Linked DNA regions of Homo sapiens: region 1 is linked to region 2. Evidence: chromatin loops called from intact Hi-C (ENCODE). Cell type or tissue: HepG2. All regions are shown on one strand. Links, peaks and the distances in the headings refer to the core of each region. The heading gives the core; the rest is flanking DNA.

Region 1 (9,457 bases), core at 999-8,998, 48 kb before region 2:
CATTTAAAAAAGAATATGAAAATGCTACAATTAAAAATAGTCATGATTTCCTCTTTGTAAGTCTTCTTCTGGAATAATGGTGTGTGCCCACAACCTTTTGGGCCCCTGTAATCAAGGGCTTCATCAGCTCTGTGTCACTCTCCCTCAGGAGATTCCGTAAAGATCAGGTTTCATTCAAACAGGCCAAGCTCACACAGCCTGCTCTAACTACACCAGTGAATCTGAGAGACGTGACTCTGAACACTTTCTGCCATGAGGATAAGTTTCCAGGTTCAAATATACATGATCTATGGAAATGAGGAAATGTATACCAATACAAATGAACAAATTCATTAAAAAATGTCCATGAGGAAAAGCGTGATTTTTTGGTTAACTAGCTTACATAAATTTTTTTTGTTTGATGCCTATTGTACCAAAAAATATTGGTACAAGATATCACAAATTTGGCTGGGCATGGTGGCTCATGCCTATAATCCCAGCACTTTTTGGGAGGCTGAGGCGGGCAGATCACGACATCAAAAGATTGAGACCATCCCGGCCAACATGGTAAAACCACATCTCTACTAAAAATACAAAAATTATCTAGGCATGGTGGCACATGACTGTAGTCCCAGCTACTCAGGAGGATAAGGCAGAAAAATCACTTGCACCCAGGAGGCAGAGGTAGAAGTGAGCAGAGATCACATCACTGCACCCCAGTATGGTGACAGAGTGAGACTCCATCTCAAAAAACAAAAAAGAAAAGAAAAAAATAGAAATCACAAATTTATATCAGTCTTGTTAAATCTAACTAATCAGCTGTCAACATAAAGATTCTAGAAAGTAAAGAACATACAAATAAGTAGAAAGGCATCCCATATTCATGGATAGGAAGACTGAGCCTGACTAACACACAATACTACACAAATAATCTACAGATTAACAACTGCTATCAAACTGGTAACAGCCATGTGTGCAGAAATGGAAAAGATAATCCTCAGACTTTAATGAATTTTCATTTGCCTCAAATAAACTTGGTAATGTTGGAAAAGAATAGTGTTGGTGGATGCACATTCATGAGATTGAAATCTACAAAAAACAGAAATTCAGACAGCATGCTTCTAGCTTGGGGGCACCCATAAGTATCACAGATGTAGAATAGAGAGCCCAGAATTAAATGCACACATACAGAGTCAGCTGATCTTCAATGAAGGTACCAAGAATACACAATGAGGAAAGGAAAGTCTCTTCCACAAATGATGGTAAAACTGCATATTCTCAACAGAATGCTGACAGTGTGCTCAAGGTTGTGCTTCTCTCTCAACAGAATGCTGACAGTGTGCTCAAGGTTGTGCTTCTCCCTCCATTTCCAAGACACTGGACCTTTTGCAGTGAGCCCAGAGTGAATTTTCATTCTGTCCTCCACACTCAGGGAGATGTCTTGATACCAGAGGTAAACAGCAAGCACAGACAAATGAATGTGCTGCCATGAAACCTAACAGTTCATAAGGTGAGGATCCATTTCTCCTATGCATCTGGCACACCGCAGAAGAATTCTGTCTCCAGGAGTGAGTAACTGCTTGTGACAGAACTGTGTCCCAAACCACAGGCTCTGAGATTTTGCAGTGGCACAGGCAGAAAAGAGCAGGTGTTCTCAGAAAAATCATCTTTAAATAATAAAGCAAGAAGAAATGATCAAAAACACAGGATACTCAATAGCCCATAAACATAATACTTCTCACCTGATGACATTAAACTCTGAAAATAACAAACTCAGCTTCTATTTACTTTTTCTTTTTCTGTTTCTACACCCTCCCTCAGCCTCCCAAGCAGCAGGTATAACATGAAGGTTCTTGTAAATGCTGTTTTATTAGACCCCATCTGAAGTATTGTTACCTACCTGAAAAAGCATAGTCTTCCCCACTAAAGTTCTCCAGAATCCACTCTTTAGGATTCTGGTATCTTTACCAACATCAGGATAAGTCAGTGAGAGGTGCACTCACTTCTACTCCAGGTGAAGACACACTGGCTCACACAAAATCTCCTCATTGGTCCTCTGGGTTCACACACATTTCTACATCCTCTCTGCTCATAATTATACACTCGCAGAATCATTTGCTCTCACCAGACCCCCAATATTTTTTAACAGGAATCCAGATTAAGGTTTCTATATATTAAAGCTAGCAAGTTTGTTTCTCAGAAAGTGAGTTAGTTCAAGGTACGTACCCTGGACAGGTGATGGTAAAATCTGCAATGAGACAAAAGAAGATGCTATGAGGATCAGATCAATTCTGCTGCACCCCCTACACAGATCAGTTATTCTCTTGATGACTTCAGAAAACTACTTTTGAAACAGTGGTTGAGTCCATGTCAAAGACAAAACACTTTAGCATAGAGGACATGAGTGAAAAGACAAGAGCTTTTCCCACAGAATTTCTTTGAGGTTGATTTAGGTTGGTAAATGCACAATGCCTAATTTAAAGAGGAAAACTGGTGTGGAGGAAAATGCCTCTGCATTACAGTTGATGATGGATGCTGTCATTTAAAAACATCCTAGTGTGTCATGTATTAGATGAAAAGAAACTCCCACTGAATTCCATCCTCACAAAGACAATTGTGTACGTTGTACATAATGTGTCTTGTTATATTTTTATATCAAAATTAATTGAGAAGGAAAGAAATCAGGTGAAGGAAATAATGTATACAGTGGTCCATTTTTAACACAAACTGTCTTGAACCAGTGTAGGTCAGCAAAAAAACAGAAGAAATAGGATATGCTGGGCTCCTGCTTGGATGGGCAATGCCTGCTTGTTGGGCTCCCTTTCCTCCCCACTTAGTTGCCCTCACTGGAACCAAAGAAGTTTAGTCTAAGTTGAAAGTTTACTAGCCTGCAAAATAGCTCGCTTTGTCTGTTCTTATCAGCCTGCCCAACTACTTAGGTCATAAGTCAAATACTTGAAGAGACCCTGAGCTGACTAGGATGTCAATGCAGTGTGGGCTGCAACAAAATGCAGTAAGACAACCATAAAAAAAAATACCTAAAGCCCCTACCCAACAATCGATGTGTGACACCCGGGAAGATTGTGACCTCATAGTACTCAGCCTATGAGGAACCAGAGGAGTGACCTGCACACTCGGGGATAAATTGCTTGTTGAAACCGTTCTGGGTGTGTCTGCACCCAGATCTTGCAAGACCATCATTAAAAGTCTTACTTTTGCTGTTCTGCAGGCCTCTGAGTCCATTCTTTGGGTTTAGATGGGTGAATTTGTTTCTGACATCAGGAAAGCAACATTTCCTTAGAAGGCAAAGAAAGGGGGTCTTACCTTGGCATCATCATTGTCTTCCTCACTTGATGGCAGAAATTTTAAACTCAGGCGGTCCTCAGGGGGACCTAAAAGGACACAGAGTTAATGTCAGTGCCCTGGTGGTTGGAGACTGGGAGTCCCTCAGGGAGCTTTGCTGGATGCGGCACATGGAGCGTGGGACTGAAGGTTCGGAGACCATCTCAGAGAAACAACTGTGTTCAAGTAGTGAGCATGAGGGAGTCTCACCAGATACCTTGCATCTTAGCCAGTGCCCAGACCTAATAAGACTCTTGCATTCCGAAGTCCCAGAAGATATTAACCAATCAAAAATCAGGGCTTTGATGTTTGCTGTGACATAGGAAAAACTGGTCTTCTGGGAAAGGTAATCATTAAATATCAGAGCAAGAAAAAAAATGGTTACAAACACAGCACACAAAGCCCATGGATACAAATTGTCTCATATCTATCTTATTAAAATTCCAAAGGAACAAGTCAGACTTCTACACATATTTCCTTTGGTTCTGACTTCATTGCCCTTTTCCTAGGTTCCAAAGCAACAGGTGTCACTCAACTGCTCCCCAGAGATCCTCCTAGAGTATCATTCTCTAGCTGCAGATCTGCCTCATTGCAGCTGCCCTCATGGATGGTGTCCATTGGCCAATCATTAAGAGACAAAAACTCTGCAAGAAGTTATTCCAGAGAGCAACTCGCCCAGCCTCCTACTGCAGGTGAGGCCACACTGGGTTGCACAAGATTGCTCTGCACTTTCCTAGGTGTTGTCAGACTCTCCCTGGTCTCTGTGGAGTCAGAGGTCTCTAAAAAGGCATTGCTCACACTTGCCAGCCTTTGAGTGAGAAAGAGGAACTGAAGGAACCACTTTTAACTTTTTCCTTCCACTGGCCCATTACAGGTCTCACCTCCAATCTCACAGCCCTGAGATTCCCACTTTGATGTGCACGCTTTGAGTTACAGGAGTTCAACAATTGGTCCCTCAGCCAGGCTCACAGCAGATGTGAAAGAGCATTCTGCGGGGATGTAAATCTCTCCACTTCATTAACATAAGGCTGATGGGCCATTGCACGGTGGCTGTTGTGATGAGGTTCTGATTTTTTTTTTTTTTTTTTTTTGAGACGGAGTTTCACTCTTGCTGCCCAGGCTGGAGTACAATGGCATGATCTCGGCTCACTGCAACCTCTGCCTCCCAGGTTCAGGTGATTCTCCTGCCTCAGTTTCCCAAGTAGCTGGGATTACAGGTGTGCGTCACCACACCTGGCTAATTTTTGCATTTTTAGTAGAGATGGGGTTTCACCATGTTGGCCAGGCTGGTCTCGAACTCCTGACCTCAGATGATCCACTGGCCCTGGCCTCCCAAAGTGCTGGAATTACAGGTGTGAGCCACCACGCCCGGCCCTGAACTTTTAATTGTAAATAGTTAAATGTATTTAAATATGAGGAGGCACAGATATGACTGAGAACCTCACTAGATGGCACAGGAGATCCAGACATGAGGAAGACATGACTCCCCTCCCCTGGTGTTTTCTTGCAAAATAGTTTGCAGCTCTGCTCCTACCATATGTTTATGGTTACTTCCTGGGCATCTACACAAGGGCCAGTCACTGTGTGGGGCTGGGGATATGACAACAATGAGAACAACATCCAGGTCCAGAGGGATTCCAGCAGGGGGTGCACGTGCACACAGGGGAAGAGCGTGGCCCTGCACAGCCTGTCTAGACAGGATCAGAGCAGCAGGAGCCAAGGGGCAGGGGCACCTCACTGTCCTCAGGAGCTCAACTTCATCTCCAGGGACCCTGACTCAGAAACTGGGGCAGCCTCCAGGATTGGTGTAGGGCTCAACAGGCTGGACAGGCTGAGAAGGGAACATTTCCACAACTAAGCTAGATCCCACCCCAGAGGCGACCTAGAACTCATCCCAGGGGTGTGTTCATTACAATGCCCATGGGGCCTAACATGTTCTCCCCAGGACTGAGCTCTGGGATAAGGACTAATGAGGAAGACACAGTCACTGCCCTGGCAGGAAACACCCATAGCCAGGGCCCCTCTACCCACCCTGTGGGAAGACACAACACAGATAGAGTTTGACACTGAAGATTCCAAACCTTCTATAAAATAAGTGGAAACTGATGTGTGCTGGATTCCACAGAAGAGTTGCAAGGATGAGCTGGACTCTGGAATCAGTCCCCATCCCTCTGCTGAGCTCATGGTGCACTGGAACTTGTGTCCCTCCCCACCTCCCCTGCTACTCAGGAGTGCTGCAGCTACAGGCTCAGTGCTAGGGGGCTCTGTCCAGTTGATACACACGTCAGCCAGGCACAGTGGCTCACGCCTGTAATCCTAGAACTTTGGGAGGCCGAGGTGGGTGGATCACTTGATGTCAGGAGTTTGAGACCAGCCTGGCCAACATGGAGAAACCCTGTCTCTGCTACAAATATAAAAATTAGTTGGGTGCGGTGGCACATGCCTGTAATTCCAGCTACTCAGCAGGCTGAGGCAGCAGAATCAGTTGAACTTGGGAGGTGGACGTTGCAGTGAGCTGAGATCGCACAACTGCACTACTCCAGCCTGGGCAACAGAGTGAGACTCCACCTCAAAAAACAGACAAACAAAAACACATTTCTGAGCCAGACAACCCTTGGCAAATAGTGTCTCCTCAAGGCCATTCCTCAAGTGACTTCCATAAGAGGTGAAAAAGAAAAAGTCATCTGTCCCAGCCCCAGGAAGATCAGGCCTGGGACCTGTCTGTGTCTGTCCTGACCCTGAAGTCCATCCCTGCTGACTTGTGTCCTGTCTGCTCTGTGTCAGAGAAGTGGGGACCTGATTCCTGCTCTGCCCCCCCACCAATTTCTGCCAGTGTCAACGGCCATCATCGCACAAAGAGATGGAGAAGACAAGAGAAAGCAATGAAACTCCATTCTTGAGGCATTTAGGATGATGTCCATGCCATGCTCTCGGCAGACAGGAAGGCCAGGTCCTGTTCACTCCTACTCAGAAGGGGTCTCAGATATATGAGTACTAACCCTGTTAGATATTTCTCCTCCGCTCTTCTCTTTAATTTTTTGTTTTGTTTGTTTGTTTGTTTTGAGAAGCAGTCTCAGTCACTGAGGCTGGAGTGCAATGGCTCGATCTCAGCTCACTGCAACCTCTGCCTCTTGGGTTCAAGTGATTCTCCTGCCTCAACCTCCCGAGTAGCTGGGATTACAGGCACCCACCACCACATCCAACTCATTTTTATATTTTCAGTAGAGACAGGGTTTCGCCAGGTTGGCCAGGCTGGTCTCAAACTCCTAACCTCAGGCAATCCACCCACCTCGGCCTCCCAAAGTGCTGGGATTACAGGCATGAGCCACCGCACCCTGCCCATGTCTTCCATTTATTTGCACTGTGTGTGCATCCATTGAGTCAGTGGCTGCTCATGCTCACACCAGCCCCCAACAGTGGGACAGTCCATCATGGGGATCAGTACATGGGGATCAGTACATGGGGATCAGTACATGAGTGTTGAGCCTCACTAACCTACTGGTGCAAGAGGTCTCCAATGAGGGTGATCGGCACCAGGCTAATAATAATATTGTCCTGAGTTCTGACGTGGCACTGGCCCTTGTCTGTCTGCTATGGATTGCAGCATTTCTTTTTATTTATTTCTTTATGTTTTTGAGACAGAGTCTCACTCTGTCACCCAGGCTGGAGGGGGCAGTGGCTCGATCTCGGCTCACTGCAACCTCCACCTCCCAGGTTCAAGCGATTCTCCAGCCTCAGCCACCCAAGTACCTAGGACTACAGGTATGGGCCACCATGGCCAGCTAATTTTTGTATTTTTATTAGAGACAGGTTTTTACCATGTTGGCCAGGCTGGTCTCAAGCTCCTGACCTCAGGTGATCTGCTGTCTTGGCATCCCAAAGTGCTGGGATTACAGGTGTGAGCCACCGTGCCCGGCCATGGATTGGAGCATTTCTAAGGCTTGAGGTACTCATGTTACTAAATACAATGCAATATCTTCCTGATCCTTCCCTGCTTTGACCAAGTGCTGAGGAATGACCCCAGCACTGACAGATGTTGACCTGCACTGTTCCATGTGATCCCTTACACTTCTCAGAATCTGTGAGCTGACCAGAAGCCTGTGAGCTTTCTATGTGTATTTCACAGTAATGCCCATGCCAACGTCTATTGTTCCGTGTACCTTTTGCTACCCAGAGTTATGTGACCACTGGGGCCCCATCTGATGGTGGGCAATGTTTGGCACACTTATAGGCCATCCACTACCACTACCAGGGGCACGCATAGGTGCTGGAACTCCCTGGTGTGGGGTCATATATCACGGTGGAGTGATGACACGGTTGAGTAATGCAGACCATCAACATCGGGACCCATTTCTGGGTTCACTTTTGCCTCTTCCATTCAGGAGGTCAAAATCTGGGTTCATTCCTTTCCACACTCTCTCTCTCTCTAAGAAGTAGGGATATTAAACTGACCTTCAGGTACACTGTGTTGAGTGAAAAAGAGGTCATTTATGTAAAGTGTATGGTGGTGCTGAAGTTTTTCTTCCTTTTTATTAGAAGAATGACATGACTTGGGAGGCTGAGGTGAGAGGACCACCATAGGCCAGGAATTCAAGAAAACTGACACTTGCACTTGTGCTGGGCATGCGGGTCCACATTTTTGGGGGAAAACACACATTTACAAACACTACACATTAATTCACCCCTGGCTATCTCCCAACCCTCATGCACACAAACCCACATCATCTAAATGACACGGCTGTTTCCAGGGACTCTAGTGGATGATGACAGTTCTTCACTGAGCCATCTGTTTCTCACACTGCACTCCAGGTCCTCACTCCTATCAGGAACCTGAAGCCAGGCAGGCTCTCCAGACAGAAGCAGGGAAGAGAGTCCCCTGCGAACCATCACTTAGATTTGTCATCAGCAAAGGAGTGGTCTTAGAATACGTACGGTGTTAGACAGGGAATGATACACACTGGGGCCTGTCAGGGGGCAGGGGAAGGGAGAGAATATGGATAAACAGTTAATGCATGCAGGGCTTCATACCTAGGTGATGGGTTGACAGGTGCAGCAAACCACCATGGCACACTTTTACCTACGTAACAAACCTGTACATCCTGCACATGTACCTCGGAACTTAAAAAAAATTAAATTAGGAGCCGGGCGCGATGCCTCATGCCTGTAATCACAGCACTTTGGGAGGCCGAGGCGGGCAGATCACCAGGTCAGGAGATCGAGACCATTCTGGCTAACACAGTGAAATCCCGTCTCTACTAAAAATACAAAAAATTAGCCGGGCGTGGTAGTGGGCACCTGTAGTCCCTACTCAGGAGGCTGATGCTAGAGAATCGCTTGAACCCAGGAGGCAGAGGTTGCAGTGAGCTGAGATCCCGCCACTGCACTCCAGCCTGGGCAACAGAGCAAGACTCCATCTAAAATAAATAAATAAATAAATAAATAAATAATAAATAAAATTTACAAAAAATAAGCTACCTTAAGAGATGGAAGAAAAACAATCTGACCCTTAGCTGGTTCCTTCATTTAGGTACCAAACCGGCCAGATAGGTGAGGCTAGAGAATGGGATGGGGACTCCAAAATTGGGGTATTTGAATTTTCATTGAGAAAAGGGCTCTCCCTTTTCTAGATCAAAAAGTCTCAACGACAAAGACAGGAGGCAGAGTCAGCCTTTGTCCCCCATGCCCAGACCTGGGAAAGCTGGCTATGGACAGGAGGGAGCTGGAAGCTGAGGATGTCTCTGGGGATGAGGGTAAGGGAAGGGGGTGGGGGTGGCCAGAGGTGTGCCAGAGGGTAAACGGCACCCGTGGCTTTTTTACCTGTGGGCATCTTTTGGTTGCTGATGTGCTGCAGGTCTTGGCCCTCCGTGGCTCCCACATCCAGCTTGCCAGGCTCTACAGTAGTGGATTCTGATGTTGCAGCAGCCACAGTCTCATAAATATCAGTATCAGATTCATAACAGGGTGCGTCCTTCCCCCTGGGCCAGCCACAGTGGGAGTTGATACAACAGGTCAGTATATTCCCCATGGGGCCTCTCCATGCCTCTCCACTCCTGCCTCAGCCTTCAGCGAAATTGTAACTGTGCTGCCCTAGCAGCCACACTACTGAGGGTGGCCCTGCACTTTTAGAAGCAGCCTG
Region 2 (9,457 bases), core at 899-8,898:
CATGGTTGTCAGGTTCCTTGGAGGCCGAGGGCAGCCAGAGACAGAGGCCAACAATGAGCAGCACCAGGACCACGGCCAGCAGACCCAGCACCACTAACTTCATCTTCATGACTCTACTGCATCCACGGGGCAAGGAGCAGGGTCAGACCCAGCCTCAGACACTCCCTGGCACCTCCCCAACAGAGCACAGTCTAAAGTCGGGCCTCAGAAACACAAGTTCAGTGTCTCCTTCTCGCCTCCCAGAACGTGTGCATGCTGTCCAGTCCTGGGAGTGGGCGCCTCCAAGGAGGAGCAGAGGCAGGGAAGGAGCAGGAGCTGCCAGAGAACCCATAAGCTTACCTAGTCCCAGAGGGGACAAGAGGCCAGCCAGGGGGTGCCCAGCAGCCCTGGGGGACAGTGCAAGGCATCTACACAGGGTGCAGGACAGGCAGGCCTCTCACAGAGGTCCAGCCTAGCAAGGAGGATGGGGAGGCTGACGTCACAGCAGCAAGGAGGCACACAGTGACTCCGCACAGTAACTCAGCCTGTCACCAGGTGACTAAACTTCATGCAGCCCTGGGAGGGCCCCGGGTGGGAGGTGTTGTGAGCCGGGGAATAGGGTTCCCACTTCCCAGGCTCAGTTCCTTCCAAAGGGTGCTGTCTGCCCACGAGCCCCTCCAGTGAGCCCCAGGCTGGGTCTCTCTCTGGCTCTCCCTGTCCCTGTTCAGAACATCTGAACTCACAGCCAGTGTCCCAGAGATGGCTCTGGAGGCGGTGGAGTAGTGGTGCCCCTGGCACTAGACCAGAACCCAGCCTAAGGGGCCTCACCACACGCTGCTGTCAATGCTAAAGGTGTGTTCCGGGAACATGGCCTGGGGCCCTGAGTGCAGACTGGTTCTGCTGCCCATCCAGAAACATTAGCACCCCAGGCCCAAGGAACCACCCGAACAGCCCAGAAAGGCAGGGCCCAGAGAGGGCCTGAGCTGGCCCAAGCTCACACAGCCCAGCAGTGCAGGCTTGGCCACTTGGTAACTGCCCCAAGTTACTGCATGTTTCTGACCAGCCCACCAAGAAGTCTGAGCCAGGAACAGCTGCGGACCCAGCCCAGGGGACTTTGGACAGTGCTGCCCATTCCCCTGTGGCCCTCATCTGCCAAGGATATGGGCCAGAGTCTCCCTGAGTCATGGCTCCCTCCCCTGCTCCTGGGCCTGCTGTGTCTACGGTGCCGGAGAGCCCCTGCAGCCTCCACCTGAGGTCTATTCCGTGCCCATAACACCTACCCCACAATCATCCTTCCAGGCTGCCCCAGCTGACAGAAGGGGACATGAAGGCTGACCCAATATTGCTGCCTGCCTGGGTCACATAGACCTGTCCTGTCATCCACTGCTCTCAAATGGGCTCTGGACAGAACCCACCAGACACACAACTGTGAGATCCTCAATAGCCCTAGGGTGGAGGTGCTATGACCAAGCCCTTACCCTGGCTATTCCTCCCCCTGAAGATCAGGGTGACTGGGAAGATGACAGGGCAGGAACCAAGGCCCCATGACCTGTCCCTGAAGGCTAGACAGCCAACAGGAACATCAGGGGATTTGGCCCTCCTAAGTGGCTGCATTCCATGGCAGTCAGCCATGAGGGGTCTAAAGTGGAGAGCCACAGGGCTCTGTCCCCTGCCCCGGCCTGCTCAGCAGTTTCCTCTCTGCCTGAGAGCATATAAGACAGGCAGGATTCACAGCAGCAGGTGGGCAGGAAGAAAGTCTGAGTGCGCAAAGGATGGCTCAGACCCCCGCAGCTGACCCCAAAAAGAAAACCCTGGGCTGGGGAAAGTAGGGAGACAGAGCTGCCTTTGATGGGGCACAGCCGAAGCCTGGCAGCAGCTGAGGATTCCAGAGAGGGGAGACAGGAGGGGAGGCACTTTATCAAAGGACATGTTAATAGAGGTAGGGCCTACAGAACGAAGGAGGCTTCTCCTCGCATGCTGAGTGTGTCACATTCTGTCCCAGTCAGCCCTCTACCCCCTGAATGCAGAGAGGGCACCTAGGGGGAAGTGGGTCTGGGGAAGCCATGTCACCCAAGGAAAGACTGCAGGGGCTGGCCTAGAAGTCTTCTGCAGACCCCACAGCTCTTGTCCTGGGCACATAAGGTAGTGAGTTCCCTGTCCCCAGAAATGTGCCAGCCTCACTCACCCAGAGACACAGACTCTGGTGTCAGTATCACCCACTTCCAACACACGTGCAAGCACGTGCGCACACACACAACTGAGCCTAATCTAGGCTGAGCAGAGCAGCTTCCCAGGATGCAGCAGAGAGAGGAGTATGAGGAAGAGATAGACATGGCAGCCAGTCTGAAGTTTCCTGGTTAATCCTTCAACCCAGCTTGATGGCTTTGTCACCACAACCCCAGAGCCACAAGGGTGAAACCAGAGCACAGCCCCAACCCCATTCACAGGCAGGAAACTGAAGCTTAGACAAAAGGGATTTACCGAGGTCAGCTGGCCCCAGGAGGTCTGCAGACCTGTAGGTAAGCCCAGGACCCACCCATCCCTTACCCTGCCAGCCCCCAGCCTGGAGTCACTATCCCTGGGTACGAGAACGCACAGATCTCTGTGGCTTCTCCAGGCCTGTCTACATCCCTGGACTGGACGCTTACTACCCAGACCTGGAGTTGGAATCCATCTTCCACGCTGTCTACCCATGCGGTGCAGTGTTGAGAATTAGAAAAAACACCCCTTCAGTAAGATTTAATAACCACTACCTGCTGGAAACCTGTTGAAAGAACTATATATATATCCCCATATATATAGCTGAGAGGTGGCAGGCACCCCCTGGAGTTGGGCAATGACCCCTTGCACAAATGGCCCTGCCCCACCCCAATCCACAGCCACAAACAGAACCCAGGAGTGAGGCAAGCATGGCCCAAGGACACAGGGTCCCCCAACCCCATCACAGCTCTGGCTCTACTCCAGAGCTGACCCCCCGCCCCCATTCAGGGCTGCCAGATCCTCCTGGGTCTGTTTCTTCATGCTGCACTCTCCCCTCCTTTTTTTTTTTTGAGACAGAGTCTCACTCTGTTGCCCAGGCTGGAGTGTAGTGACACGATCTCGGCTCACTGCAACATCTACCTCCCGGGTTCAGGTGATTCTCCCACCTCAGCCTCCCGAGTAGCTCAGATTACAGGCACGCACCACCACGCCCAGCTAATTTTTCTATTTTTAGTAGAGAGGAGGTTTCACCATGTTGGCCAGGATGGTCTCGATCTCTTGACCTCGTGATCCGCCCGCCTTGGCCTCTCAAAGTGCTGGGATTACACGCATGACCACTGCGTCTGGCCCACTCTTCCCTCTCAATTCCAAGAAGCCACGGCTCTCTCAAGGGCTTCTTCGAATAAGTCAGGTGACTCTGCCCCAGCCCTCCCTCACCCACCGGCATACCTCTCTCAAACCCACTTAGCCAAGAAACAGAGGCGCCCCCTAGCCCAGACGCAGTTGGATAGAGAACCCAGGGCTCTCCCCTTCTGTGGGATCCCTCTGCAGGATGTGCCCACGTGAGTTTCCCCCTTCACCCCGAAGTGCAACTCACTCCCACTGCACAGGTGCATAAACCGAGGCTCGGAGAGGAAGAGGAACTCCTCTAGAGCACAGCAAGCATACGGCAGAGCTGAGAATGGAACTCAGGCCTCCAGACACTCCTGGGAGTCCCCTGGCCTGAGCTTCCCCACTTATGATGTCCAGCATCTCAGAGAGAGTGAGTGGCTCCTCCGGGTCACACAGCGCTGGGCCACAGCCAGCTGCCCTCACTCACTGGCTCACCAGACTCTGGATCTGGTCGTCCAGCAGCACACTAAAACCAAGCTAAGATTCCCCGCTGTGACCCAGCTCCTCTCCTCCCCGCCTCCCCAGGCAGCATGGGGGCGGGCAGTGCGGTGCGGGGGAGGCATTAAAGGCACAAGAACTGCTGCAGGTGGGACAATGGCTGGCTGCTGGTCCCATCCCTGGGGCTGTGTGATCTGGGACCGCTGCAGGTCTGAGTCCGGTGGGGTCTCAAACCCTGAATGAGAGACCTGAACTCTGAAAGCCTCGGTGGGGCTGAATGAGGCTGGGTTTCAGTGGGAGGCAGATTAGACCAAAGGTTCCCTGGGAGATGGGGCCACAGAGCTGGGCTGCAGCCAGATGCCCACGCCAGGAGGGGCTGGAGATGTAAGCATCTGAGGCCCCACAAGGTCTGAGGAGCCTAGATCACCTCTACAACCCCAGGGCAGGGGATGCCTCTCCTAACAGGCCCTCTCCCCAGCTTGCAGGGCTACAGGTGGGGCTCTAGGAGCTGTCACTCCAAGGACCCTGGTCACCTGGACTGAAGGGAGTCACATGATCCAGGAGGGTCCTTCCTCAACCCCCAATTTCAAGGGTCTGAGCAGACAGGCTGACAGAGGACCCCAGACAGTGGGAGCAGGGGGATGAGGCCCATCCATCCATCACGCCCTCACCTGCTCTGCCCCATTCAATGAGATGGGGTGGGTGCCCCCACAGCACTGGCAGGCCCAAGCCTCTCAGCCCTCAGATCGAGGTCCACACATGGTCTGCAGCCTGCCAGTATTGTCACTCTTAGCAAGGTGCATACTTACCTTCCTTCTTTCATTCCATCATTCATTCTCTCATCAAATCCTGGCCCCTCCAGATTCTTCTCTCAAGGAGCCCTGACCTGGCTGGGCATGAGACAGTATGGTCACCCCAGGGGGAAGAGCCCTACGGAAGGGGCAGACACCAGAATAGGGCCCTTGGGAATCCAGCCGGAGGTGGGATTGGATTTGGGGAGGACCTGACAGGCAGAAGGAACCACCTGAGCCTGAAGGCCAGGAAATGGAGCCTTTTCCAGGAAGTGAGGGCTGCAGGGGACCTCTTGACCACCCTAGGCCCGTCCTGAGCCCCGAGGTGTCAAAGCTGGAAAAGGAGGTGGCCGAGCTAAGACCTTCAAGGCCAGGCCAGTCTGGACTTTGAGAGCCCTGGGAGGCTGGTCAATGTGTCACCGGGCCCAGTAAACCATTAACCCTGGCTCACTCATTAAGACCCTGGTGGGTGTCCATTAGCTCCTTGGCCGGTTTCAGGAGCCGGGCAGAGGGTAGGGGTCATGGGAAGAAGGGAGTGCTGATTGGGGTGCTAGGTAGAGGCTGGCTGAGCTGGCTCTCTGTGTCCTTATTCCTTGAGGAGCGTTCCAGGGCCAAGCTGGCCTCCAGCCAGGGGCAGCTGCAAACACAGCCCGGCGGGGGTGCCGCCCCACCATCCTAGTGACTTTCATCTTCTTATCACTCCTGTGTACTGGCACCAGCAGCCCACAGTGCCTCGGGGGCCTCAGCCTGACAGGAGGCTCAAGGGGCCAGTCCAGTGCCTGGCTCAGCACCCAGCCACACTGCCCCTCTGAGAAATGGGCCCAATGTGGCCTCCAAAGCCTTGTCTGTTTCAACGGGCTGGGATCTGCCCCACCTCTGTATCTGGGAAAACAAGGCCCTGGTGGGGCAAGAAGGGAGCTCCTGGCATAGGAACCTGCAGGCTGAGAGGGGAAGGGACCTGCCCAAAGCCACTCGGCAAGACAGTGACCCATGACACCAGGAAGGCTGTGCAAACCACTTCCTGCAACTGGCGTCTCATTGCAGCCCCACCCCACTGTCAGGTCCAGGAAGCTGACCACAGGAATCACCCGGAAATCCTCGTGCCCTGAGTGGGCCATGGGGGCATGACATCCTGAACTGCAGTCATGAGGCTCACAATGAGCGAGCAATGCGGATGGGTCCAGATGCAAGCTGTGCCTGGCCCATACTCCAGAACCGCTGGAACAACATCTCAGGGACCCCTGGGAGCCAGAAACCCAATATTATCTAGGACATTTTGTGTCTCCTGGTGTCCTGCACCAAGGAGACACTTGGTAAACTGGCTAAATAGAACTGACTTCAAATCCAAGCATCATAGCATTGGAGTCAATATTAGGATCACGGAATCTCAAGTGTTTGCCCTCTGATCTTCCAGCATCCCAGAAAGGTCAGCTTACATACCTTCCCCAATGGGGAGCTCACTACCTCCAAAGATAGTGGGACTGTGTTTGGTTGGCGAGTTCTTCCCAACATTAAGTGCCAATTTGCCTCTTTGTAACACCTGCTGCAGGTGGGCCTGGCCTCAGATCCTGCCCACTGTCAAAGGCCACAGAGCAGAGAAACAGGGGCCACCCCAGATCCTGTACCTGGCCACAAATTCTCTGAGCCACAAAGACCACACTGAAGGAATGGGAGGAAGACTTCAGCTCAATGGAAGGGCTGGTGCCACTCAGCTTGACGGAGGGAGGTCAGCACAGGCCAACTGTGGGCATGGGCAGAGCTCCTGTGCCCCCAGAGCCTGGCCAACACCCCCAGTGCCATTTGTAGCATTTGTTATTCCAGCACCCACCTGTGATGTGAGGACACAGACTGAAGCATGGCCAAGTGCGTGGGCCCTTCAGAATTGTCAGCTTGTGAATGCCTGGGAGCACCCAGCAGCAGGGCTGGCCTGGCACTTGATGGAACAAGTCCAACTCCCAAACTCAGAGGCAGGATGGCAGAGGCATGGGCCCTAGAGTCCCTGGGTTCAAACTCAACCCCAGCCACTGATAGTGTGGGTATCACAGCAGCCTTTCCCTTCCTGGCCTCAGTCTCCTACCTAGAGAGCAGGGATAACTAGAACAGTTACTAGGTGGATTCCCTGAGACGGCCACGCACAGACTGTAGGGAGCATCTGCTACTTTCAAGACCTCACAGGGTCTCGCCAGGCTCTGACACCAGGCCTGTAGGAGCTTCTCACCTTTCCTGATGAGCAGCTCAGAGCAGGGGCCCAAAGGGTACCCCTCCTGGCCGCCCTGTCCTCCCTGACCAGGCACCCTCCACAGGTAGTATTTATCACATCACCTGGTAATTATCTGCAGTGTCTGAAAGCTCCAAGGAGGGGTTGGGGGTGCAGGAAGACTGTCCATGCCTCAGCCCCGACACTATCCCACGTCCTGGTCTCCAGGAAAGCCAACCCGAACCCGCTCATGTCTCAAGGCCTCCCTGGTGACATGCCCAAGCACACCTGTTCACACACAGCCCCGTGACTTCACTGATGCCAAAACTGCGCAGCACTTTCCACGCACGCCATGCTCTCATCTGGACTTTTGGGGACCTCCCCCTGCCTCATAGCAGCACCTTCCCGACCTCCCTTGCTTCTTGGATACTGGGCTCAGGAATGTTCTCACTGACGAGTCTGCGCCCTGCTGGCTTATGTTTCAGACACACCAGATGGACGTGCCCAAGCCTGAGCTAAGCAGCTGCCTCCCCAGACCTCCTACCACCAGGGCAGCCAGAGTCTAGCCCTGGGCAGCTGCCCCTGCATCCTCACTGGGCCTGTCCAGCTGCTCCCACCTCTATACCCCACTCCCAGCCTCACCTGATCCCCAGTCCCCACAGGCCACCCCTCTCACCTGGAGACTCCCAATCACAGGTCCCAGCCCCTCTGCTGTTTCCCTACTGCAGCCCTGGCAATCGGCATGCAAATCTGAGCACACCCCTCCCCCACTGGAAAAAAAACACTCCAGAGGTCCCCCTTGTCCTACCTTGCTGGCACCCGTCCTTTCCTCCTTTTTTTTTTTGGAGTGGGGCAGCTGGATATGAACCGTCCTTTCCCCTTGCTCCTTCCCGGTCTTTGGGACTTTGCACTGACTCCATTATCATGGAGACACTCTTCAGACACCAATCACAATGCCACCTCCTCCTGAAGCCCTCCGGCACTGCATCTCACTCTGCAGGCCGGCTGCGACTGCTGCCCCCTCCACAGTATCCACAGTGCACAACAATCTTCACTGAATGGATGGATGCCAGCTGTCAGGTGGCTAGCTGTTTTTACTAAAATGCATCTTCTAGGACTTTACACTGAATCTACCTAGCCACCTGACAGCTGGCATCTCTAATCTTGTAATCCCAGCACTAAGGGAGGACGAGGTGGGTGGATCACTTGAGACCAGGAGTTTAAGACCAGCCTGGGCAACATAGTAAGACCCTGTCTTTAATTTTTTAATTATATATATTTTTTTACAAGACCAAAGAGGACAAGGTTTGGGGAGCTTCATGTGGAGGCCGACAGGAAGGTGAATAAGAACTCATCCAAGGCCAGGCGCAGTGGCTCATGCCTATAATCCCAGCACTTCCAGAGGGCGAGGTGGGTGAATGGCTTGAACCCAGGAGTTCACCACCGGCCTGGGCAATATAGAGAGACCCCATCTCTACAAAAAAAAAAAAAAAAATTAGCTGGGTATGGTGGCATATGCCTGTGGTCCCAGCTACTTGGGAGGCTGAGGGGGACGATCACTTGAGCATGGGAGGCAGAGGCTGCAGTGAGCTGAGATAGTGCCACTGTACTCCAGCCTGGGCAACAACAAAAAAACCCAACTCATCCATGTGTCCAACTCCATTAGGACAGAAACTTCTGTACTTGGGAGTCTTCCAGTCTTTGCCTTATATTATCTCTTCATCTGACTGTTTATTTGTAGCCTTTATTTATTTTATCTTTTTTTTTGTGATCCGCCCGCCTCGGCTTCCCAAAGTGCTGGGATTACAGGCGTGAGCCACCATATACCACGTTCTCACTTCAAGTGGGAGCCAAGCACTGGGTACACATGGACATCAAGATGGAACAATAGACACTGGGGACAACCGCAGGGGCTGAGAGGGAGAGGGGCAAGCGCTGAAAACCTACATATTGGGTCCTATCTGGGTGCTGGGGATCATTCATACCCCAAACCTTAGCACTGCACAATATACCCACATAACAAACCTGCACATGTACCCCTTGAATCTAAAGTGAAAGTTTTTTTTAAATCTCATGGGATTCTTTGGAGGAATTAAAAGAGGTTGAGTCCATCCATGCCCCATTCAAAATCCAGGAGTGGCTTACAAATGCTCTGGTTTTAGAGCTTCAATATGAGTTTTGTGATACAACACAAACAGGCAGAAGGGAACTGTATTCAATATACTTGAAACGAACCATTGCATATAAAATAAAACGATACCATTTGTGGCCAGGCACGGTGGCTCACATCTGTAATCTCAGCAGCACTTTGGGAGGCTGAGGAGTCCGGCGGATCATTTGAGGTCGGGAGTTTACATTCCCACCAACAGTGTTTGAGGGCTCCCCTTTCCCCACGTCCTCACCAGTGTTCATTATTGCCTGTCTTTTTGACAAAGGCCTATTTTAACTGGGGTGAGATCTCATTGTGGTTTTGATTTGTGTTTCTCTGATGATTAGTGACACTGACACACCACTGTGCCCTCGGCTGGCCTTAGTTCACTTATACATCTAACATTCACACGACTAAAATAGTCCCCATGAAGCCAATAGTGCCATTGGTATCACGTAGAAGGATACAAGACACGAAACACCGTGTGCCAGCAGATGTATCCTGCCTGTGTCTTTAGCAGGAATCCTCACG

Evidence for each region. Peaks named below come from ENCODE experiments on the same cell type or tissue, not always from the same donor. Only the 100,000 strongest peaks of a DNase experiment are listed, where the experiment ranks them.
Region 1: it touches region 2 in a loop (4-fold over the local background); 2 of 110 quality-filtered maps call a loop at or near these places.

The regions. Positions count from the first base shown.
Region 1 is chr22:23,622,678-23,632,134 of GRCh38, forward strand. It overlaps DRICH1 (aspartate rich 1), which reads right to left. Exons shown (of 12, transcript NM_016449.4): 1 at 9,139-9,457; 2 at 3,304-3,371; 3 at 2,206-2,227. The coding sequence starts at 9,346. Among named protein-coding and RNA genes, the nearest start is that of DRICH1, 4.9 kb to the right of the region's middle. In HepG2, for the core only: a CTCF peak has its summit at 4,959 (motif pointing right); DNase peaks (open chromatin) are centred at 4,964 and 5,544.
Region 2 is chr22:23,670,592-23,680,048 of GRCh38, forward strand. It overlaps the pseudogene GUSBP11. Among named protein-coding and RNA genes, the nearest start is that of RGL4, 16 kb to the right of the region's middle. RefSeq lists an enhancer at 3,328-3,932. In HepG2, for the core only: no CTCF peak of the experiment used is centred there; DNase peaks (open chromatin) are centred at 4,990 and 5,260.